2 separate regions of the Homo sapiens genome follow, and region 1 is linked to region 2. Evidence: chromatin loops called from intact Hi-C (ENCODE). Cell type or tissue: PC-9. All regions are shown on one strand. Each heading gives the region's core, and the rest is flanking DNA. Links, peaks and the distances in the headings are about the cores only. Region 1 overlaps PTPRC (protein tyrosine phosphatase receptor type C). Region 2 overlaps LOC105371677 (a long non-coding RNA gene).

Evidence for each region. Peaks named below come from ENCODE experiments on the same cell type or tissue, not always from the same donor. Only the 100,000 strongest peaks of a DNase experiment are listed, where the experiment ranks them.
Region 1: it touches region 2 in a loop (9-fold over the local background); 4 of 110 quality-filtered maps call a loop at or near these places.

What each region holds. Positions count from the first base shown.
Region 1 is chr1:198,650,317-198,662,738 of GRCh38, forward strand. All of the region lies in intron 2 of PTPRC (protein tyrosine phosphatase receptor type C), which reads left to right. It overlaps PTPRC-AS1 (PTPRC antisense RNA 1), which reads right to left. Exons shown (of 3, transcript NR_199042.1): 2 at 10,307-10,390; 3 at 7,237-7,505. Among named protein-coding and RNA genes, the nearest start is that of PTPRC-AS1, 11 kb to the right of the region's middle. In PC-9, for the core only: no CTCF peak of the experiment used is centred there; DNase peaks (open chromatin) are centred at 6,495 and 7,485; H3K27ac peaks cover 2,754 bases.
Region 2 is chr1:198,489,437-198,501,858 of GRCh38, forward strand. The region is part of intron 1 of LOC105371677 (a long non-coding RNA gene); the gene reads right to left. Among named protein-coding and RNA genes, the nearest start is that of ATP6V1G3, 45 kb to the right of the region's middle. In PC-9, for the core only: no CTCF peak of the experiment used is centred there; DNase peaks (open chromatin) are centred at 7,205 and 9,625; H3K27ac peaks cover 1,750 bases.

The DNA of each region.
Region 1 (12,422 bases), core at 2,730-10,729, 160 kb after region 2:
GTTATGAAGAGAATAGATTGGAAGTAAGGCAAAGCCTGGAAGCAGTTATGAGGAGACTGAATGGGAGGATGGAGAAAGGGGATGGTGATCTGGACCAAGTGTTGGCAGTGCAGGTGGAAAGAAAGGAAAGACTGACATAGAATTAAGAGAAGTGGCTGCATGGAAAAGACAAAGACATTTTAGAGAATGACTTTTTTTCCCCATGAGCACTGGGATGGGAAAGAGCCAAATTAGGGGGTCAGAAATCCAGAGTTATGTTTGGGCTGTTATTGATGTCTGATTTTCATTAGGTGGTAGAGAGGTCAAGAAATCCGTTGGAGATAAGAGGCTGAGGCCCATTCAGTAGGTCTCAACTGGAGACATAAACATAGGAGTCATTGCATTCAGATGGAGCTTAAAGCTAAGGGACTGCATGTGACAGTGTAAATAAACATGTAGAGAGTAGCAGATGACTGGTTTCTGAGCCTTGGGAAACTTCATATTTGGAAGAGACACAAGGAGGAGCTAGGAAAAGATAGTGAGAAGAGGTAGCCAGTGAAAAAAAGTAGAACTATACTTTGCTTTGAATGTTGAAAAGGGTTGGCATTATAGTGAGAATTCAGTAAATTCCACATAAAAATCTGAATTTATGTCTCCCCTAGAAAGGTTGGTTGTGAACATGCAATTGGTAAATATCTCTATTAACTTTAATATTGTTACAAAAGTAATATTAAGGAATTTATAATATTTGGAAGAATTAGATGTCTTTACCTAATATATCCCTTGCTAGCTTAACAATTAGAAAAAGAAAGAGGTACATCTTAACATAATTTGTTTTAATAAAAACTACAGAATATATTGAGAGACTAAAGAATTAGAAATTTAACTGAAAATTTCATGCAAAGGTAATGCTCTGTTGAACCATTTTGTAGCTTATGTTTTGTTTTGATACATATTTTAAAATATTGTTTAAGACAATACTTGAACAGATTGGGATTGTGTGTGTGTGTGTGTGTGTGTGTGTGTGTATTGGTTAAATAACTGGTTTATTTTTAAACTGAAATTAAACCTTCCATTTCTTTGAGAAATTTAAAAAGTAGTTGTTATCAATGTGGCAGATATTAGGTAGAATCTAATATCGTGAAAATTAAACTGCACATAAATAGATATAAATCCTTTTGTCAGTGTGTGTATATCTCTGTGTGTAATTTTGATCTCAGGCTTGGCAGGTTTCCTTAAAACTTTTTTTTAGAGCTACTTAATTTTGTACTTACTGGTGGTTAGCTAATAAGAAAAAGCTAATAAAAAATAGTGCTTACTCTGTGCCAGGCACTTCTGTTAACATTTTATAAATGTTATCTCATTTAACAAGCTCATGTCATTGTATAGTCTAGCTTATACTTGTCTTTAACATAAGCAAATTTGTTAATTTGTGTTTCCTGATATTATCATAAAATTTACTGGTTGTCATATCCTAAAAGGGAATAGTTCAATTTAATTTTCCTTGTTCTAATTTTAAATACAGTACTAAGGTTGAGAAAGAAGGGGTCAGGAAAGGGAAGTAACATTGAGTGTCTCGTGTGCCTGGCACTCCATATGATGCTTCAATGCACACCAGGCTATTCAGCCTCAGATTTGTTTCTACATTGCTTCTAGTTCTACAGATTATTCAACGAATGTACAATCCTTGGTCACTAGTCTTAATAGGGAAAACAGAATTATGGTTAAAACAAAAGAGTAAGTAACTTAAATATGATCTATCGGTATTTATTTTGTATTATGATATTTTGCTTAAGTTGAAAAAAGGGCGCATCAGGTGTTTTGGCAGTTTACTGTGATCTCAATAGTGAGAATGTATTGAAAAATCTCAGTACAGGAGAAAGCTGTGCAGCTTTCTCTTCCTGTCGCTGCTTAATTTTCATGTAGATATAAAGCCGCAGTTTAAGCACATCTGCTTAATCCTTATTTAAAAGACTAGGAGAGAACTAGAAAGGGAGGGAGGGAGAGGAGGGGAAGGGGGAAGAGATTGAGAGAAATCTCTCCCATATAACACAAACACTGTATTAGTGTGTGAGAAGCAGATAATCGTGCATGTAGGCACTATCATTTGTGAAATCAGAAAGCATAATTTACTCCCAATGCTGAATAATCTAGTTGTGTGTAAGCACCAGAGAGATATTTAAATACCTATCCAATAAAAGATAATAAAAGCCTAGCAAACCTAAGTAATCCATTTTCAGATGTTAATCCAATTACGTAAACAAATATTACCCTTTTTTTTTTTTGGTCATTGTTTCAAGGATAAAGTGTAAATGAAAGAAATAGCATTCCATCTAGGTAAAAGAGGAATCAGCATCATTGAAATGTGAATAGCTGTGATTCCTCCTTGCTGAATGGTAACTTTAGAAGAGAGGGAACCCAGGAGTCCATCCAGAGGCTCAAGGAATAAGAGGTTCTCACCCATAGGAAGATGAAAAATACTTTCAGGGTGACCCATGAGGGAAAATCACCAAAGCCTTTGAAATAAAAGATTTTCCCTTTTCTAAGAATAAAAGATGGTGTTATGTCAAGGGCGGCTCGATGGTGTGGATGAAAGAACTATTGGGAATGGCTACTGAAAGATCAAAGGCAAGTGGAACCTCAAAATTCTGGAAGTAGAACGAGTCAGATACAATATAAGAAGTACTTCAAAGGCAAGAAAATAAGAATAATAAAAATACCTTTAGTTGTCAAATGTAAAATTTGTGCCAGTTTTGTCACATTCCATTTTTCAGGAACACTGTAAAGGTATTTTCTATTAATATCAATTTAACTGTACATATCTTCCCATCTATCTTAATTAGTCACTTTTCAAGAACAAATGTGTTATGCTCAAAGCATCCAAAGGACTTTTTTGTTAGCCTTAATAAAATGCTTTCTCTTAAACTAAATTTTAATTTAGTTTACATGTCTACGTATAAGGTGGTTATAGAAAATGAATGTAAAATCACTTCATTAAGTGTAACAAAACAAAATAATATGAGGAATTGTTATACTGTTTAAGCATTTGAAAAACGATAAAGGAGTATAGAAATTTTGTTACCACTACTATGATTAGTTTCTCATTTGGTTTTTCACTTTAAGAATTGGAATAAAAGTTGAAATCTTGATTAAAAAAACAAGAAATGATTCACAAATTATTTTACAAATTGAAATACTGAAATACAGAATGTTCAACCACTGTCAACATGAACTCCTATTCTGTAATTAATCTATTCTATAAACATCTGTATTTGCTAAAGAGCAACAGATCAAGGAAAAGAAAAAATAATCCTTGCCATCCATAGAGCCATGATTTTTGTGGAATCTTCGCTCCAGTTTAAGTTTTGTCAGTGTCTGGAAGAAAATACTTCCCATGGATCATCTTTTTGCTAAAGAGTATTCTTTACATTTTAAAACATATGAATATTTACATAAAGGTGTTTGTGGAAAAGGAAATTATGTGCCTTTTATTTTAATTCACCCATTATTCTATTCCACATGTAAAGTAGAAAATACTACTTTAAGACAAAAGTAAAGCATTATTTATTTAAAGATCTATTTTGTCCATGAATTTTATCAGAGGTAACGCTTCTTAATGTTATTCAGTGCCATAACTTGCCTTTTTTCTAGGCCTCCATTTTATGAACTGAACATCTGGATTTGATGGCAAGAAAACATTTCCTTCCGCTGGCTTTTCTAATAACTCCCTCTTACAGATATGCATGCCTCATGTTTGTTAATAAAATTGACGTGATTTTAATATCTGGTATTTTAACACACTGTGAATTATGGAATTTTCAGTGGCTTTATTTAATTAAATGCATTTTAAAATCCTTACAAAAAAATATTAAGAGTAACTCTAAAATGTATTAGAGCCACAGATGTTTTCCTTTATAGTGTTAATTGATTTAAGGTCCATCAAAATGCTGTTAAAATGTCTAGAGGTTAACAATAACAGTGGCACATGGGTCAGATTAAAATTCTTTTTGAGTAAAATAAATAAATAAATGACAGCTTATTTTCTTCTGATTTAAAAAAATTAGCTAGTGGATTGAAACAACAATGTGATAGCTAAGATTTCATTCTCTCACTTTATAATGAAAGGAGATTTAAAATTAGGGATTATATGGTACACGAAAAATTTATATACACAGATTACAAGTACTAGTTTTTTTAGTGAAGAAAAGACAACTATATATTTTCTCTTTTTATCTGTTGTCCTATTTTACAATTGTAGCAATTAATCTGCCAAACTCTTTAATCAATAAAATATGGTATTTAACAACCAAATTTGGCCCCTCCCTCCCCTTAAATATATTTCCAATGCTCCTTGCTCCATTTTAAACCTGCTGTCCTTTATAAGAGAATAATATATTTTGTAATTTGAGAAAATCATGCAAAGGAAAGTTTCTCAAAATTCACATTAATATGTAATAATAGTAATAAATATGTATAACCATAATATCTTAGAATTTTACAATATTTTATAGAAAACATGAATATTAAAGTGAAAATTTAAACACATCAATTTTTCATGTTAAAATTACTAAGAATGAACTACAGATTCATGAATACTAAGGGCAACTTTTATCTCAGGAAATATATCAGTGGACTGAAAATGTCAAATCAATTCAATTAAATCAGTAATAACACTTTGCTGTTTATGTGGCTGTTTTTTCTTCTATTTTTATTGTCTTAGATTGCATGGATACAATCAAAATAAGTTAATTTGTATACAGGATATAAATGGACCAGAGAATGTGTCTTCTATTAAATAATAACAAATAAGAATACCTTTTATTTTGTGATGGTCTTTACTATTTACTGAGAGACAAGTATTGTTCAAGTTGCCGGTTTTTTTTAATTAGCTGACATATTTCCTGCTTTTATTTGAGTTAGAATTCCTGTACCAAACATTTTAAAAAGAGAAAAAAAATTAAAGAAAGAGAAAAGGAATTTGGAAACTACTATAATGTAAAGTAGCATTATTTATACAACAATTAATTTTAGAGAAGCAAGAGACCTTAGAAATAATCTATTTCAACGCATCTATTTTACAAAAAAGAAAATTGAAACTCATAGATATTTAGTGACTTGTCCTTTGTTACACCAAAAATGAGGGAACTTGGTCTAGAATTCCTCCAGCATATTATGAGGTATTTGTTCTGTGGCCTGATACAATGAAATGAATGTTGGATTAGGCATTTTGGGACAAGTTTTGAATCCTAACTCTATTACTAATTCCTCTTCACTAGACTGAGATTCTGGTATGTGGTATTCAATAAGTGACTTGACTTCTTTAAGCCTGGTTTCTTTTTCAGTGAGATTTACAGCTTAGACTAGTTTCTGAATCTTGACCCTGTGGACAATCTAGTTGGAGAACTGAGATGACCTGGGCATTGTAGGATGTTTAGCAACATTCCTGCCTCTGTAAACTAGACACAGCAGCACATTTACCCAACCTGCTCTGACTGTGACAACCAGAAATGTCTCCAGGCATTGCCAAATGTCAACTGAGGGCAAAATTGCCTACCCTAGCCACCTTAACTGAAAACTACAAACTTCATTGAAATAATTTCTTTATGGCTCCCAGCAGTAACACTGTGCTATTCTAGACCAGTTGGTTAAACTACTGGATGCTTCATCAGAAAGCACCCACTAAGCATCACTCACCATGAAGTTCGTTGGGTACTCTATACAATGAACAAAGGAGATATCACATAATTTTTAAAAAACTTAAAAGATTCACAGGTGAGAATTTTGTAGTAACAATTAAGTATTAACTATTAGAAAAATTTAAGAAGTTTTAACAAAATGATATAAAAATATATTCACTATAAGTAGGATGTAATTTTTGTCCTGTAAGAGTTATCCATGTATTTACGAATTGTACCTACCAGAGGTTACAAAAATTTGGTCATTATTTGAAAGATTAACAGGGACTTATTTCCAATCATAGATGTTCACTATACTATTCTAAGACATTTGCAACTGTGTAAGGCAGTCATTTCCAGTAAGAATTGCTAGAACAAACATTAAGCATTTCACAGTGAAAAGGGTCATAGGTATATTTTCATCCTTTGCATATAGAAGAAATAGCAATCTATTATTCTCAGTTTTTGACTTAAAAGGTATTGTTGCTTCCCTTTCTTTCCCTCCCCTACTCAAGTTTTTGCCCATGGATCCAGATACCTACAAGGGCCTAATACAGGGAAAGTGCACTGTGTATGAGCTATGAAGGCACAATGGAAGCTTGCCTGGCAATCAGTGCCAGAACAGACAGCTAGTCTGATGAATTCTGCTACACATCACAGGGCTACTAGTTTTTTGTTTTTTGTTTTTTTTTTTTTTGTCATACATTACTGCAAGTTCCCTGAGGAAGTTTACTGATCTGTAGTTTTACGAGAAATGCACGTCATGGAGGTGGCGTGGGGGAGCGGGTGAACAAGGAAACTTTAGTTGCTATAAAACAGGAGCTGAGAGCTCAAGCAGGTTGGTTATGTTCTGCCAGATGGAGATAAAACTGTGGCAGCCACATCCTGTGACTAGAAATTGTTTAAGTAGGCAGACCTGTTGGAGGACTAAAGAACATTAGGCAAGGAGATTAAATTAGTGTAGGAAAAAAAATCAGTTTTGTTTAAAACGAAATATCTACTTGTGTTAATAGAACATTCTAACTCCACCATAGGATGGAATCAAGAGGTTTTTTTTTTAATACATATAGTGTATATATATAAATATATATATACACACACACACACTGTATGTATTCCTATGTAGATTAAATATTTTGATTTACCTCTTTCTAGTAAAGCAAAGTTCATTCTGAAATCCAAAATATTCACTTACTAGAGCAGAAAAAAATTAGCTGTGCATTTATGCTGATCACAGTGTAGATAATTAATCTTTAAGAAAGTAGGTTTTTATGTTTATAGTTGATAAAGTGTTAGTGGCAAGAACTTTTTCTGTTATTGAATATTATCATCAGATTACTCGTGCTTTCCATTTTATTCCTTTAAAAAAATCCAACTTTTGTAAGCCACCACTATTTTCTGAAGATTTTATTTCTCTCTAAGCTAAGAAAGGATGTCAAGAATAAACCATTTTCTCCTTTTAAATAAAAATGCATTCACTATAGATATTCATTTGAAATCTCAAACATACCTGAATTAAGTATACTCAGTTTTGTGAGTGAAAATTAATTATTATTTAAAACAAAACAAAACAAAAAAAATGTTCAGTGTTTTCATTTTACTTCTCTTGCTGCTTTTGGGCTCTGACTGGGCCCGGAAGCAGAAGTTGCAAAACATTATGAGAAAACTTTTGCTCTTTTCTTTTTTTTCTTCAATCTCCACCCATATGGAAATACCAGAAATCTGAAACCCCATTCTTGCTAAATATTCTTCTCAGGATTGTATCTCTACTGCAGGTCTTCTATGACGTTTTACAGCTGGCCTCTTTCCATTCAGAATTGCTGTTCATCTTTGAATGTCTCTGCTTTACTCCTGAATGAACACAAACACATTTTTTTTAGGTTTCTTGTTGACATTGGCTTTCTTTATAGCCCATAAAAAATGCATTTGTGGCATCTCTTCCACAGACAAAAATAGTATAATTATGATTCAATACTCGATGAATGTGTGTTAAACTAAACTGTGCCCAAGCTCTGTGCAACAGTACAGGTTTTTCACCTTTCCAGGGGAGAGATGTGGAGCACATATACATTTCAGCCATCCTACATGCCCACAGGGACATCTTTCTGGTCTGTCTCATTGGAATACCCTTCCTTATTTGGTTTTTAGTTTCTTTCTGCTTTAAGCACCTTTCAGAGAGAGAGAGATGTTTTCCTTTGTCTTTGTATAGGCAGTGCCTATCGTTACAGAGTAGCCTTTAAATACATATTTGTTGAATTAATAATGATACACATGAACTGATGAGGCTCTATAATTCTATGAGATAATCTGGTATCGTGGGAATATTTTAGCATGTTTTGTATAGATAGACTGACACTATGACTGGTAATCTGATAGTAAAAATGGCAAAATATTGAGCCTGAGTATTATTTTATTATGTTGCTTTCTTATACAAGGAGGGAATAAAATAAAGTGATGTGGACTGTAATTGTGCTCATGAAAGACACAATGTATACATACCTCCTTGAGACGGAATGATAAGGATAACGTAGAATGTTTACCATGATTTATCAGTCTCTCCTATATAAGAAAAATATTTCTTGTCCTGAAGTGGTAACTTTGGTGAAGTCTTTTGCTTGCTCTTTTACAGACTAATTAACAAGTTTTCTATGCCGGCTCTGTCCTTTCCTCTCCTCTCACCCCTGAAAAGTGGTTAAAAGTTTGGCATTTGTTACCCAGAATACTAAATGTAACACATATGTGGCAAGATTTGATGGAATTGCACTTCTGTTCTTATTATGTTCCTTTCTGGAAAATTATGACAATTTGTGTCCCCTTAGAGAGTGTAGCACAGTTTTCTGGTTGCTCCTCATGATAATCCAAAAAAAAAAATCCAGCTAACCCTTACCTTTTAGAGTAAGAATCTTTAGAAGAAAGAGTGCTTTCATCAAATCATTTGAGAACGTTAAGTTGAATAACTGATACGGTACTACCCTACAGACATGCGCAGGAAGTATCTGCATTTCTGTGGCGTTCTGCTAAGGAAAAGAATTTTCTTTCCAGACAAGATTTTTCAAAATCATATTTTAAAAATATCTTAATGATGAATTTGAAGTTGAGAACCAACTTATTTCAAGTAAAATTAAAATTTTGAGAGATAAGAGAATATACTTTTTTTAAGGTTAGAACTCAGAGGCCATTATGACAATTAATGGGCTAGTGGAGACACCTGGTCTCTAAGAAGGAGACACCAGCTTCTTCATGTTTTGATTTCTGCCTTGTTCTCTTGTCTGTCACCACTAGACACATACTATTTTATAGTAATTACTTGCATATTTTGTAGAAAAGGCAGCTGTGTTTTCTACAAATATTTCACAAATGTTAGTATTGCTCTATGCCAAGGAACAGAAGACAAATTTGTGGAAAAGATACATGTGGCCCCTCCCCAGGTGGGATTTCTTGTGTAGGCCCCATGCAGTGGAGGGACAGAGGGGGCCAGTGCTCATTTTGAGGACACGATAGTTCGGACTGTCTGAGGAAATCGACAGTGTGTGTTTAATGACCAAACCAACATGGCTTTGAAGAATACATATATATTTTTTTTTTTGCTTTTTTTTTTTCATTGCCCAGGCTGGAGTTCAATGGCATGATCTCAGCTCACTGCAACCTACGCTTCCCAGGTTCAAAGAATTCTCCTGCCTCGGACTTCTGAGTAGCTGGGATTACAGGCATGCACCACCATGCCTTGCTAATTTTGTATTTTTAGTAGAGACAGGGATTTTCTATGTTGTTCAGGCTGGTCTCGAGCTCCCAACCTCAGGACCTCAGGTGATCTGCCCGCCTTGGCCTCCCAAAGTATTGGGATTACAGGCGTGAGCCACTGTGCCTGACCAAGAATATTTTTCTTAATTTTTCTGTAAAACTAGTTGTTTTAGTTTTCAAAGAAAGATATTTTGGTAGTTTTTCTTTAAAATGCATATCATCATACAGAAATCATTGTCCACGTATATGGACATATATATCTATATAAATAGATTATATCTATATAAATATATAGATATATTTGTCCATATATATGTCCATATATATATATATATATATATATATATATATATATATGATCTTTTTTTTGATATAGTGTCCTAGACCTGGAATTCCTGTGTTAAAAAATGAAAACATTTTCAGTCTCTTCATATATATTGACAAATGGCTTTCAGAAAAGTTGTTTCCTCTATTCTCTTCCTAACATTGTATGAGTTTCCTTTCACATACTTTTGTCAGAGTTTAATTTTATCATTTTCAAAAGTGTTACTTTTATAAAAACTGGTATTTCTTCAATTTACCATTTTGTGATTAATTTAATTTTTACTGTGTTCAGGGTTTTATCATATGCTTATTATTTACATTTCCTTTGTGAATTGTGTTCCTATGATTTGCACATTTATCTTTTGTGCAGCTGTGTTTAAATTTTGAATATAAAGTTATATGAAAGAGGAAATATGTAATTTACATAAACACACCCAAATATATGTGTGTGTGTGTGTGTGTGTGTGGTGTGTGTGTGTATTCTGTGTTGAAATAAATGGTAGAACCAGGACAACAGGTAGAGGTTATGAGGTTGTCATCTGTGACACAGTCTAGAGGAGAAACTGTGTGGGCATCTATCAACTTACCTTTTTGAAAGAATCTTAACTATTAGTTTCTGGAATATTCAGAGAAGACTTGTAAGGCCAACATGGACTCTAGTTTCCATCCTCCTGAGAAGACATTCCATTATGAAATCTAAGTAACTTTGACAGCAAACCCTTCAGTCTTATCATTTTCATTAGATAATCTACCACCAACACAATGATCCAAAAATGCATTATATTCTTGCACTGGAGTTCTTCACTTTTTGCTTCACCCCAAAACTGCCGCTCCTAACCACATGCTTAGCTGCTAACTTTCACACCAGGCTTATGAGAACAGTATTTTCAGTAAGCTCTCTTTTCAATTCCTTTCACAATGGAGCTGCAGAATCTTTGAGTTGAAAGAAGCCTTAGAGGTGACTAGGATCAATGTATATATATCCCTCTTACCACACACACTCACTGAATATTTTCTAAAAACTACATTAAGAAAAAAAGAAAAGCCTAATTTAGTGCTGAACTGCTGAAATATTTTGAAATTTGTGGTTTCAAAATCTTAACACTGTTAATTGAAACCAATGTTTCTCATGCCTTTTAGTCTCTGGACTCCTTTTTAAACATTCTTAAACATAAACCTAATTTTTAGCATAATTGTGGAATATAAAGAGGTTTTGTCTATGTGGGTTATATATATTTATTGTAAAATAAACTAGATAGAATTTTAAAATATTTAATTATTTATTAAATAATAATAAATCAATATATTAATATAAATAGCACATATTGTATGAAAAACAACCAGATATTATAAAACAAAGATTTAATAGGAATAGTGTCACTTTTTTGCATTTTTACAAATCTTTTAAATGTCTGTCTGAATAATAGATAGCTGGATTCTCATATATGCTTTAATATTCTCTATCTGTTGTAATATTATATACCATATAGTTTCTGGAAACATTAATTTTCTACTAATGAGAGAATGAGAGAGAAGAAGAAAAATAACTTCTTAGTACTGTTAGGTAAATAATAATACTCATAACACTTAATTAATATTATTTTGACCTTGAAGAATCTTTAAAAGGTTCTTGGGGACTATCTTGAGTCTCCAGAAAACACTGAGAACCACTGATACGCCAACAAGATAAAATTCTTATCCTTACCGCAGCATGGAATAGGACCATACTTTCTTCCTTATAATAATACTTCAAGTATTTGAATGTATTTATTGTATTTTCATCTATACTATTATTTTTTAGGACAAAATAGACTTCTTTAAGTTTTCCGTATTTGACACATTATCTTGCTCCCTTCCCCACTACCTACCTCCGGTTAGCCTCCTCTGAATACTCTTGGATTTCAATTTCATTTATAATGTGTGATATTCTGGACTGGACACAGCACTTCAGGGACCTGGTATCTTGAATCAACAAAGACTTGTCTTCCAAACGATGGTGATTAAGAAGCCACCATGTCCAACTGGTCAGCCAGTTTTTATATTGTACAAATCAGCAATCTCAGAGTCAACCTAACCAGATTTAGGCAAGGCACTTCCATGATGTATTGATGTATTGGCTATTTTATTAATAGTAATATCAATAAAAATAATCATTAAGATAACTGATAATATTCAGGACTTCATATGTGCTAGATGCTATGTTTAATGCATACATTTATTCACTCTTCTAATTCTTAACAACTTTATAATGTATATGTATTTCTTATTCTTATTTTATAGATAAAGAATCTGAGGCATGGAAAATGTAGGCAATTTATTTGAGATTACAGAGCTAATAAGAGGCAGAGCCAATGTTTGATCTGAACAACTTGATTCTAGGATCATTTTGGCTGGGAATTTTCTGAGAGCTGTGTGTGTGTGTGTGTGTGTGTGTGTGTGTGTGAGAGTGTGTGTGTATAAACATGAGACCATATTAGTATATACACAAATGTCAATATATATTTTAAACTGGAATGTTTTAATAGAGTGGCTTATATGATAGAAATAAGAGAAATAGAGGAGGATGGAAAGGGACAAAAAAAGGGAAAAGTAATTAGGAATATTGAAAAACCTAAAATGTAGTTCTCTCCATATTCTGGATACTCCTGCCTTTTTCTTCCACTTTCCACACATTGACCAGTATTCCTTTCTCCTTTCCTAAAA
Region 2 (12,422 bases), core at 3,014-11,013:
TTACCAATTTTAGTATTTTCAAATTCCTGTGCTGGTATTTTCTATAAGCTTTAATAGTTGTTGCCATGTTCAAAGAAAGTATTATTAGGCTGGGCATGGCATGGTGGCTCATGCCTATAATCCCAACATTTTGAGAGGCCAAGGTGGGTGGATCACCCGAGGTCAGGAGTCCGAGACCAATCTGGCTAACATGACGAAACCCTCTCTCTACTACAAATAACAAAAATTAGCTGGACATGGTGGCAGGTGCCTGTAATCCCAGCTACTCGGGAGGCTGAGGCAGGAGAATCGCTTGAACCCAGGAAGCAGGGGTTGCAGTGAGCTGAGATTACACTACTGCACTCCAGCCTGGGTGACAGGGTGAGACTCCATCAAAAACAATAACAACAACAACAAGAAGAAAGTATTATTAAATTATAAACAAGAATACTCTTCTTGTTGAATTTCTGTTTTCTAATATATAGTCTCTTTAAAATATTATCCTACTATATTATTACAGAATAATGTTGTATTTTGGGGTGAAATTTGCATCTTTGCAAGCCACCATACTGTCAAGAAACATTTTGGAGTGAAATATAAAACCTATGAATTTTTACTCTAAAATGAGCTCATCAGAAATGTTGTTTCTCAGAAACAATAAAGAGCCCTGTTAACTGAAAAAAACTAAACTCTGTCTTTCAACTTCTGTGCTGCTATCTGTCCTCCTCTTCTCCTTCCCTGCCCTTGTCCTGCACTAGAACTACACTAGAGACTCTTATTTGATCAGTCACAATTCTTGGTTCAAATCTTCCTTATTTTTTATACTAGCCAAGTCCTGAGAGATATGGGTAGATGCCAAATGAAAAGAAGAGGCTGTAGACAGTGCAGCTCCACTGCTTGGCAGGCAGGAGACCCCATGAGTATATACCAGTCCCAAAAACATGGCAAGACAATTGTTCAGTTCTTATTCTGGATCGTAGAGACAATTTGGCCAACCAGTTCCTCTTTTAGATTTCAAAAGCCCTCAAGATTGATTAAATCCAACTTATACACAGCTATTATCATCTGTAACCCAGGAATGTAGAGGGAAATTCTGCAGTAGGAGTACAAGTCTGAGAATGTAGAGAAATTTTCATGGACTAAGGTACTGGGTTTGTTGGGGACCAGGGAGAGAAAACATCAAGTGGGGAGAGTTCTTAAGAAAGAGAGGAAAAAGAAGCATTAGCAAAGGGAGAGGAATTAAGCCAAACATTTAATAACTAATCACAAGTAACTTTTCTGGTAAGAAAATAGAAGAGTTCTGCCTTTTATAGGGTAGAGCCAAAAATCTCCTATACATGTGAGTGAGGCTATTATCATTTTACTTGCTGTGCTGTGGAGAAGTGATTTGGGTTTGGAGAGTAAGGACATAGTAGAGGTCCTCATTCAGAGTGATACTTTGTAACCTCTATGGTGAAAAAGGACAAATTTCCCCATAGCTTGTTATAATAAAAGGGATTCAGAAGCAGCTGTGCCCTCCTAGGCCCTGGAATGAAAGGGTCTGCTAGAAAGCACTGGAGCAAGTCTGATCAGCCCACCTGAATGCAGGGAGGCTCCTGGGGCTGAGGCCGGGAGGGGAGAGAACGCGGAAAGAGGAGGCTTTTTGAAGTGCGGGAGAAAAATAAAGAATATAGAATTCTGGTTGCAGTAGGAAAACAAAGGAAAACAGATACAATAGCTGAGGGTAAATAAGAGGTTGTACCAAGAGAGCAGCAGGAAGAAGATGGCTCATGAAGATAGAGAGCACTTCATGAGAGGGAGCTTTGTCTGAATCCCAGGATGAAAAGCCAAGAGGAGGAAAAGCATCATAGAACTGAATGGAGGGAAAAGCAAAGGAAAATGAGAACAATAGGCCTTCTGTAGACGGGACCTAGGCCCAGGACAGACAGAGGGAGGGCCATCTAGCCAGAGCCAAGGCTAAAGCTTCACACCTAAGAAGTAAGAAAGGAAACGAGCCTTCGAAGAATTCAACATAAAATTTTACAAAATTGGAGCCAGTACAGCTTAAAGTAGAAATATATTTTGATACTTTACTATATAGCCACTAGAGATGCAGCATATGAAACTCGGAAAGCAGAAAAACATGGTCTTCATTTAATATGAATCAAAAGGCTGAATATAAGGAGTAAAATTTATTTTAGACCCAGGTCCTGGATTTAGGATTTATAAGTGGCCAAAAATAAAAGATGCCTTCTGGACAAGATTATCATCAGAATAAAGATTTTCAAACTGTGCATATGTAAGGCATTTAAAGGATAACAGAATGGGTATTCTAACTTCTAGCATATGTCAAACACTGAATCTTACCAACTGTAGGAAGCAGGCAGGAAGCTCCTCCGGTGGTTGCCAGTTTTCCAAACAAGAAAAAGGAAATCACAAGGTCACATAACAAATGAGGCAATTTAGGCGATGTTCTTTGGAATTATGCACACTTATGTTTGAGTCCCTGTTTTAAAGTTGCTAGTTCTGTGACATTGAACGAATTATCTAATCTCTCTGGACTTTAGCTTTGTCACCTCAAAAATGGGAAGAATGGTACTTTTCTATATGATTGCTATGAAGATTGAAAAATGTGTATAAAGAACTTACTAAAGTGTAGGATTATACTATTGTTGCTTTATAAATATTGTTGAAAATGTGGAGTCAGACTAGGACCTGGAACTTCAGATTCCTACTCCAGGTTCTTTCAACCAAACTCTGCAGCTCAATATGAGACACAGATTGAAAACATGCTTATGGTTATGATAAAAAGATGAAAGAAGATCAGAAAGAAAATGTAGGAAATAGTTTTATAAAAGATACGAGAAGGTGTTTCAACTGAGACACAGGAAAAGATGATAGGAATAGTCCTAAAAATAACCAAAATGTGATCTGTGGATTTAAATATTTCCAAATGTATGAAATAGGATTGATCACTACTTATTTACATATGTATGTTAAAAGTACAATTCTATAATCATTACAAATTACTCAACCGATTTCGTGTTTGTGTTTATTAAGACAAGCCAAAAGGTGTATGTTGTGGGGAGTGGTGGGGAACTTATGCAAAATGCATCATGAGTGTTACAAACAGACAATGAAATTTTGCCCAGGTTGCCAAATTTTTAATAACAAAACAATTGGAAGACAATTACTATTTAAAATGTGAGCAGTTATTACAATGTAAATATAGGTTTTCTATATTTACATTGTATATTTATTACAATGTAAATATAGCCTATATTTACATTGTATATTTATTACAATGTAAATATAGCCTATATTTACATTGTATATTTATTACAATGTAAATATAGGCTATATTTACATTGTATATTCTATATTTACATAATATATTCTATATTTACATTGCATAGACCTCTACTTATAAGAAATTTAATAATATCCATTTTATTTTAACACTCAGAATACTTGTAGCACCCATCATTCTTTTGATTCTTCTCAACCTTCTGGACAAACATTCTCAAAACTTGCTTTTAAATTCCTAATCTAAGCATCCCTAATTCATCTTTTTAGTTACGTCTGTAGTGAGACATAAAAGACAAGACAACCACCAACATCCCTGGTATCCCAGATCATATAAATCACAGTTGAAAACTCAAAGCCAAGTTTGTGATTCATTAGATGTGCACAGAAACATCCAAGTTACTAGTTTCTTTGGAATTTACTAGAGGTTTTAAGGAAATGCTTAAGCTGAGCTATTGCACACACACCAAAGAAACTCAATATTTCAAGCTTTTGAAAAAGACATTGTGTTTCAAAGTGAAATTGTTATGGGATCCTTGGGGGTATTGCTTTTCTGGTCAGAAACCTCTGTGGATGGTGGCACCTTCACCCAAATTTTGCTTGGGCCCACTGGGCTTACTTGTTTTGGCAGGCTGTGCTTGGCTCACACTACTGTCCTGGATCCCATGCCTCTGAAGAGGCTAGAGCAGAGCAGCAAGGGTATCCGAGCGAGTGAGCATGGGGTCCGGCCACTGCGCACAGTCAGACACGGCTGCTGCAGTGAGGCGGGCAGCTCTAGGTGCCACCATAGGTGCTGGCTCATTGCAAGGCTACAGCAGGACCAGGCGCACCGCAAGCAGCATCCATGGCTGGCACTGTGGAATGTGGTGATGCCTGGATGCTTGGAGACTCCAGGAACCACAGAGCCCCAAAGGGGGAGTCACAGCCCTGGCTTGGGGAGCTCCCAGGTCTAGGCCCCTGAAGGGCCGCAGCACTTCTCTCCTTCTTGTTGCCCACAGATGTGGTGAGCAAGGGGCGTGTTTCAGCCCTGTTTGTGTTATAGCTCTTTTACCCTGCCATTCGGCAGGTCCCAAGTTCTTGTCCTGTACCCAGGAAGAGTGAGGTACAGCAGACAAGTGGTGGGTGAGCAAGATGAAGAGGAACTTTATTGATCAATAGAACAGCTCAGAGGAGACCCACAGTGGGCAGCTCCTCTCCATAGCCAGGGTGTCCTGACAAGTGTTTGGCTCTCAGCAGAGAGGGTTGCTCCTCTCTACTAGGCAGGTCATCCAACAAGAGTCCAGCTCTCAGCAGAGAGGTTAGTTTCTCTTTGCAGCTGGTCAGCCAATTGTCTCCCCATTGTCTCCCTATTGACTCTCCATCCTCTGCTTGAGCCTGGCTGAGTCTGGGGATTTGTGGACCTCAGAGGGGAGGAAGTACATGCCCATGGGCAGCCATGGGCAGACCCAGGGAAAAGGACCACAAGTTCCCCTCCTGGTCTCTGAAGACTGGTGCCCTGGACCCCAGGCTTCAGGCCCTCCCTGGTTTGAAGGTGGGGCTTCACTGGGGACCAACCCCCTTCTGCCCAGGAGCCTATCTGCCTCCTGCTCCTGTTTATGGCGCCCAGGCTGTTCATGCCAAGGGGTGCCTGCAGGCCAGCAACATGCTGTTCTCAACACCCCCTTGGCCTCCTTCCTGTGCTTGTTGTCGGCCAAAGTCTGGAGCGGGTTGAGGTGGCAATGAGCTGGCATATCAGTGTAGCCCCTAGCATGTGCATACCCAATCAGGCAGCAACAGTGCCTGCGCTACCCCCGAGTTTGCTTTGCTCTGAGATTGAAGCCAGCCTCAACAGCTGAGGAAGCCAGGCAGCAGGAGCAGGCACTTTTGAGCCTCTACAGGGTTAGGGGTGGGAGACTTCCTGGTTCCCAAGTGCACAGAGATGCCTGGGTCTGGAGCCAGCATGGCGGCTGTAGCTGCGCTGGGGAGCTCCCGCCCTGCGAACTTGGAAGCGGCAGAGCTACCGGCTCCATGGAGCCTGCAGCCCCAGCCGTGCCTCCTTGCTGCCTGGGGCAGGGGCTCCATGTCCTCGCTGGTCCCTTCTCTGCCTGTTCCTCTGTGCCAGACCAAGCTGCTGTCCCGCCGGTGGGTGGCTCGGCCCAGCCCCAACATGGCAGCTCTCAGGGCAGCAGGATCTCAGGGGTGACCTCCGGTGACTGTCTACCTCCTCCCTGCACCCTCCCCACAGCAGTGGCAGGCAAGAGTGGTGTCATGGGGCCAGGGTCCAAAGAGGCAGAGGCTCCGGTTCTGGGAGAGGGTCCCCCTGGCCACACGAGGGTTGGGATGGCGCAGGTGGATGCCTCAGGGACAGAGGGCACAGGGGTTCCAGTGCTGCCACTGCTGCTCTCACACCTGGTCCTGCTGCCACGGCCTACGCCTCCCCACTGCAGTCGGTGTGATGGCAGTGGCCACTTTGAATGGCCCGCCGCTGCCATAAAGATGTACTGGTAAAAGAAAACTTCCTATGATTTGGTTCCTGTAGAAATGCTAACAATGAGGTTCACAGTGAAAGGCTAAGATTTATTCTTTTTACCAATGGGAAAAAGGGGCCCATTTAATGGATAAGGGTAGTGAACCAAAGGAAGAGAGATGGTAAACAAAGTGAAAGATTTCTTCTTCTCTAACATTAATGTCTTAAAAACTTAGAAACTTGGCAGAAATCTATAGAAGATGAGCAAATTACTGATAAAAAAAGGATGGTATTAGAAATACATAACCCAGAAATCAGAAGTCTTGCTCATTTTTTCATGATACCAGAGAATAGTGATAGAGAATGCGATGCTGTAAAATATGAAGATAGAAAACATTCTAAAAAGGAGGAAAGTTGACCATAAAGAACAAAATAAATATGAATAGCTGCTGAAATGATTGATAGTGTGGATGGATTTAAAACACTCAATGTATAAATTGTATTAAAAATAGTAAAATGAGATAAGCTTTTGTAAGACAAGGTTAAGGTGACATATGGAGATAAAAAATTTGAACAAGGATAAAAGCACAGCTTTCAGACATCCTTAAGTATTTGTGGTGGTCGGTTTATAGGATTAAAGCTGACAGATTAGGAAAGAGAAGTTGTGAATAATGTCTTTAGAACGTTGCTCCAGAGAGAGAAAAGGTGCTCAGAGAGAGGAAAGAATGTGGGTTAATGCCACATGAAAGCCTGGAGAAGCCAATGCATTAACAGCAGACTGGTCTGGAAGTAAGGACCATGGTGGGATTGATGGAGTGGGAATGTTCTCTGGTCCAAAGTTCTCACTTTAGATTCTATGCACTTTTAAGCACCTATGCGGAAAATTTTGGTTTCTTGTTTCAGTGACAAGTAAATAGGGAAAGGTGAAATAATTCATCCAATTGATAAAGACTATAGTACTTATAAAAGATGATATAGAGAATTTAAAATTGGATGTCGATGACATGACAAAATATTAGTTTTCAGTTTTCAATTGGATCTTGTTTATAAAATTTTTACCAAAAAGAGCTAACAAAATGACATGGCCTAACCTAGACATTTATTCTGTTTTCTGGTTTTACATACCTCCCATCCCTTTTATTAGCAAATTCCTCCTTAACCTTTGAGGTCTGCTCAATTGCTACCTTCCTGGAGATGCCTTTCCCCTCTTGCTGCCGTGTCTCCACCTCTCCACTGCTGCAGCACTGCATCCACAGCGTTCCTATACTTCCATCATATTGTGGTACCATTTTCCATTCCCATGCTGGTTTCACATTTGATGAAGAATTTTTCAAGATAGGTAGACATGTTGTATTTTCTTGTTTATGTTTTTAATTCCAGCTCCTAGACTGGGTTCTAATTATCGTTGGTGTTTAATACTTGTTAACTGAATGAATAATTGTAAGAGAAATCATGAGCTTTGTGAAGAAGAATGCTTAAGAGATATTTATTTTATTTGCGGTTAGACAACTAAGGATGAGTCATACCAAATCAGCTTTTTTTTATGTTTTAATTTTTTTTTTTTTTTTTAAGCCATGGTCTTGCTCTTGCTCAGGCTGCAGTGCAGGTTTGACCTCCTGGGTTCAAGTGATCCTTCCACCTAAGCCTCCCTAGTACTACAGGTGTAGGCCACTGAGCCCAGCTTATTTTTTATTTTTTGCAGGGATGGCATCTCACCATGTTGCCCAGGCTGATCTTGGACTCCTGTACTCAAGCAATCTCCCTGCCTTGGCCTCCCAAACTGCTGGGATTACAAGCATGAGCCACCATGCCCAGAGTCCAAGTCAGCTTTGACAACCCCAGCTGCTGGCATAGGCACAGGAATTTTCCGTGATCCAGAGCAGCCAAGGTAGAATCTGGAGCTTTTGTAACTATGGCATCTTAGCATCTGTGGAATACATGAGTCCTGATAGGGGTTGTTAACTCCTAGTGGGCGTAGGTGAATCTTTGGGTATAAAGTACGTCCTGGGGCAACTATATGCCTCTGAGTATGGCTTTTCTTTAGTTCTCAAAATATGTGACAGTTCAATTCCTCGACACTTATTCTGGTTTCTGGTTACAATTTTGTTTTTTATTTGTCCCAAAATTACTCTAAGCCCTGGACTGTCTGCCTTGTGTTTGCTCTGAGCCCTAGACTGTCTGCTTTGTCTTTGTTGCCTCTTCACTGTGTCCACATACATACACATGCATACATACACATACACATACACATACACATACACATACACATACACATACACAAATGAGTTACTGCTTTATTCAGTCCTCACAGACAGAGCCCTGGGAGCATGACAGCTAGTGCCCAGAATCTCCAGCTGCCACCCTCCACTGAGCAGATTAGATTTTCAGAATCTAACTTCTCATCATGACCTCTGCTACTGCTGGTACCCTCATCCTTGCTGCCACCATCATCTCTTGCCGATAGCCTCCCAAGATTTCTACCAATAACTGTCCTTATCATGCTTTAGTTTATTTTCAATAGAGCAAAGTGATCCTTTGAACACTGAAATCAGACCATTTCACTCTTCTACTTAGATCGGATGACTCATCAGTTTATTCAGTGTGAAAGCCAAATTTCCTACCATGGGCTACATGCTGTAGTTTTATTTTTGAATGTCTCTCCTGCTAATCTCCCACTTCTCACTCTACTTCTACTTTTCTGACCTGTTTCTGTTCCTCAATCACACTAGGCATGCTCCCGCCTCAGGGCCTTTGCTTAAGTTGTTTCCTCTTCCTGAAAGCTCTTGTGTAGGCATGAGGGAGCTTAGAAGAATCCCAAATCTTCATGGCACATAAAAACAAAGATTTATATTTTGCCAAAGTTTCACCACCAATAGCTTTCCAAATTGTGCTAGGATTGTACCCAGGCCAAAGGATGAGCCCTTATCTGGACATTAAAAATCTAGTGGCAGATAAAAAGGAAATGTGGGAAAACATGAAAGAATGTGGCTCTTAAAGCTTCTTGGAAATGGATACATCATCCCAATCACATTTCTTTAGCTAAAAAAGTTGTGGGCAGGAATTTATGTCAATTGGTCAGGAATTTATAATCTCAAAAAGAGAGGCATGATATGTTTTAGACAAAATTGCAATCTATCATATGCCAAAAATCGCCTTGACCTCCTCTTCTTCAAGTTTTGCATGAATGTCACCTACACAATGAGGCCAACCATACTGAATAATACATCCTGCTCTACAACTTCTAGGAATTCTCATAACATTCATCACCTTCTAACTTGAAAATATAACTTAGTTTTTTACATTTTTTAAAACCTTGTCTTGTCTTCCTGCTAGAATATAAACTCAATGAGGTGAGGGATCTGGGACTGTTTTCCACTGTTGTATCTCAAGTAACTATGATCAAATACCTGGCAATATCTGTGGAATTAGTAAAGGAATAGATTTGAATATGAATATGACTGCTAAACTTAGATTGTCTTCAGTTTGTGGAGCCTGTTGGGATATGAAAATTTATGCCTGTGGCTGCATTTCCAAACAAAAAGTTACAGAAAAAGGAAAATTGCAAGAAATAAATTTAATTTTATCTAAGTCAAAAAGAGGTGTGAATCTTTTCTGATATGTTTCTGGAAGCCAGATTTTATGTGCCCAGAATCATGAATATTCTAAGGTTCACAGTAGGTTGACTAGAGCCATAGTTTCTATTTTCTGTTTTTTTATGGTGCTTACTTCTTCCATTTAAAATGACTCTAGCTCTTTCTCAAAAGTTTCAAGAAGCTGCTATGCCTGGCTATCAGCCCTGACCTGAACTCAGTAAATGAATAATCTCTAAGATAAGGTGTTGCACATTCTTCATTTTCATGTAGATGCTTTAGAAACCCTTCTGGGAACAGCATTCCTCTTTACCTGTGCCCCAGGCTTGCTTTAGGTGGAGTTGCCTGTCTGAGGCTGTTTAGTGTAGTAGATACTGGGTTATGAAATCCACAGGCATGAGCTTAAATTCCAGCTCCACAAATTTAGCTATGTAATCTTGGGAAAGTTTTTTCTAACCTTTTGAGGCCTCAATTTTTTGTTCTGTAAAATAGTGAAAATAATAACTTTGTAAGTAGAAGATTACGTTTCTTTAACAAAAATAGAAGATGAGGTGCAAACATGTAAAGCTGTTAAGAGGAAATAAAGAAAATCTAGTAAATATATAAAACCAAATAAATGGTGGAAAATAAAAAAGTTATTAAAATTATACTTGACTGTTAAAGTTATATATTGTATTATTAAAGGCATGAAAATGGGGAGAAATGGAATTATCCTAATAAAGGTATCTGTGGAGGCATTTAGTGAGACTTATGACCATTTGAATTAGGGGGAAATAAGATGCAAAAGGAAATTAGGAAATTAAAATAAAGCAAGTATATATTACTTCTATAATCAGGAGAAAGCTCCAGGGATTTAAAACCAATATAAGATGAATACAGTTTTAAAAAAGGAAAAAAATAACAAGATGAAACTAAAAAATAGAAAATAAAAAAACAATTGCTCTTTTTTGTGCGATGAAGGGGGAGATTTTCCTGTAAATTTTTTTGTGGCTGGCTCCTACTATTGTTACATCTGATGTAGGGATGGGAATATGTTGGTAATCCTACATAGCCACAGGAATGTCTGAGTGAGAAAATGGAATACAAATCTGGAAGAAATGATGAGCAGGACTAATCTACAATTGCCTTATGTTATAATGTGGTTCTTGAAGAAAGGAGAGGATCCCAGCAAACCAAGGTTGAATTTTGTATTTTATTTCCTATGTTATATGATCAGTGGAAATACAGTATTCCATTGAAACAAAAATGATATTATAAAAAAGAAAAGAATACTTGGCAACCCAAGAAAAGGACACGGTAATGAAGATGGCAGAGTGGAAGATGAAAGTCAACAACTTAAAAAGGAAAACCTGGAGACCCATATACAATTATCAAGGAACTCTGTATGTAGGACTTGAGAATTTCAAGATACTTGAAAGGTTCCCAGAAATAGAACTTGGAGAAAACAGAACTGTCTTGTGGAATATCTTATGTAAATTGCTCTTATGTAAACCAGCAGAGCTCTAAAGTAGAAGAAAAGTTGCTTCCTCAATGGAGATCATACTAGGCTCTTTATTTAGTTTTTGCTTTATATTTATAGAAAAATTGTGAGTTAGGCATTATTTATTCTGTTTTTTAAAATGAGTCAGTTCAATTTTGGAGAAGTATGGTGACTTGCAGAGGGCTAGCTTGTGTGATGTGACAGAGCCTGGATTTCAACTAAGAGATGTCTGACTTAAACATCTACTTTGCTTCCCAGTCCTCTACCCTGGCCTTTTAATAGACTATGAGAAAGGCCTCTGGAACCACCAAGGATGAAAAGAAAAACTGTTTGCAAATATATAGTAAAGAGATACTGTAAAGGATCTGTGAAGAGGAAGAAAAATGGCAAATACTGAGAATATTAAGAGTAGAGATATGGTCAAAAATAAAGACACACACACACACACACACATGAATAACTGACCAAAGGATAAAAATATACTGTAGAAGAAGAGGAATCAACTAGTAGGCCTTGCCTGTGAAAATTTTATTGGTTTTATTTGGTCAGTGATATGGTTTGGCTGTGTCTCCACCCAAATCTCATCTTGAATTTTAGTTCCCAGAATGCCCACATGTTGTGGGAGGGATCCAGTGGGAGATAATTGAATCATGGGAGCGAATACCCCATATTACTGTTCTCATGGTAGTGAATAAGTCTCACAAGATCTAATGGTTTTATAAAAGGTTTCCCCTTTCACTTGGCTCCCATTTGTTCTTGTCTGCCACCATGTAAGACATGCCTTTTGCCTTCTGCCATGATTGTGAGGCCTCCCCAGCCATGTGTAACTGTGAGTCCATTAAACCTCTCTTTCTTTACAAATTATCCAGTCTCAGGTATGTCTTTATCAGCAGCATGAAAATGGATTGATACAGTCAGAAAGGAAACATATGTAAGAATAGTTTATAATAAATCTTAGTAGTAATATTTTTAATAGTAGGAAATTTTAAGCTTTAAAATATAAAAGTTGTGCTACTTATTTTATAATTAATAATTCAGTAGAATCTACATGTATAGTGTCATCTCAATTTCATTCTTATGCAATTTTCTCCTTTCAGTGTCCCATACAGGACATACTCACATCTGACATGATCTCCTGTACTTTTTTTTCTGTCTCAAAAAGCACAAAAATATCCACCTTCACCAAAGTGTCTTAAACTTTTTATGTTATGATTGTGGTTAAAAATACATATCACTGGGCTGGGCATGGTGACTCACACGTGTAATCCTAGCACTTTGGGAGGCTGAGGCGGGCGGATTGCCTGAGCTCAGGAGTTCAAGACCATCCTGGGCAACAGGGTGAAACCCCGTCTCTACTAAAATACAAAAAATAGCCGAGCAGAGAGCATGCTCCTGTAGTCCCAGTTACTTGGGAGGCTGAGGCAGGAGAATTCCTTGAACCCAGGAGGTGGAGGTTGCAGTGAGCCGAGATTGTGTCACTGCACTCCAGCCTGGGTGACAGAATGAGACTCCATCTCAAAAAAAATAAATACATATCATGAAATTTACTCTCTTTAAACATTGTTAAGTACAGAATTGTTATCTATGTGCACATTGTTGTACAGCAGATTTCTAGAACTTTTTCATCTTGCATGACTGAAAC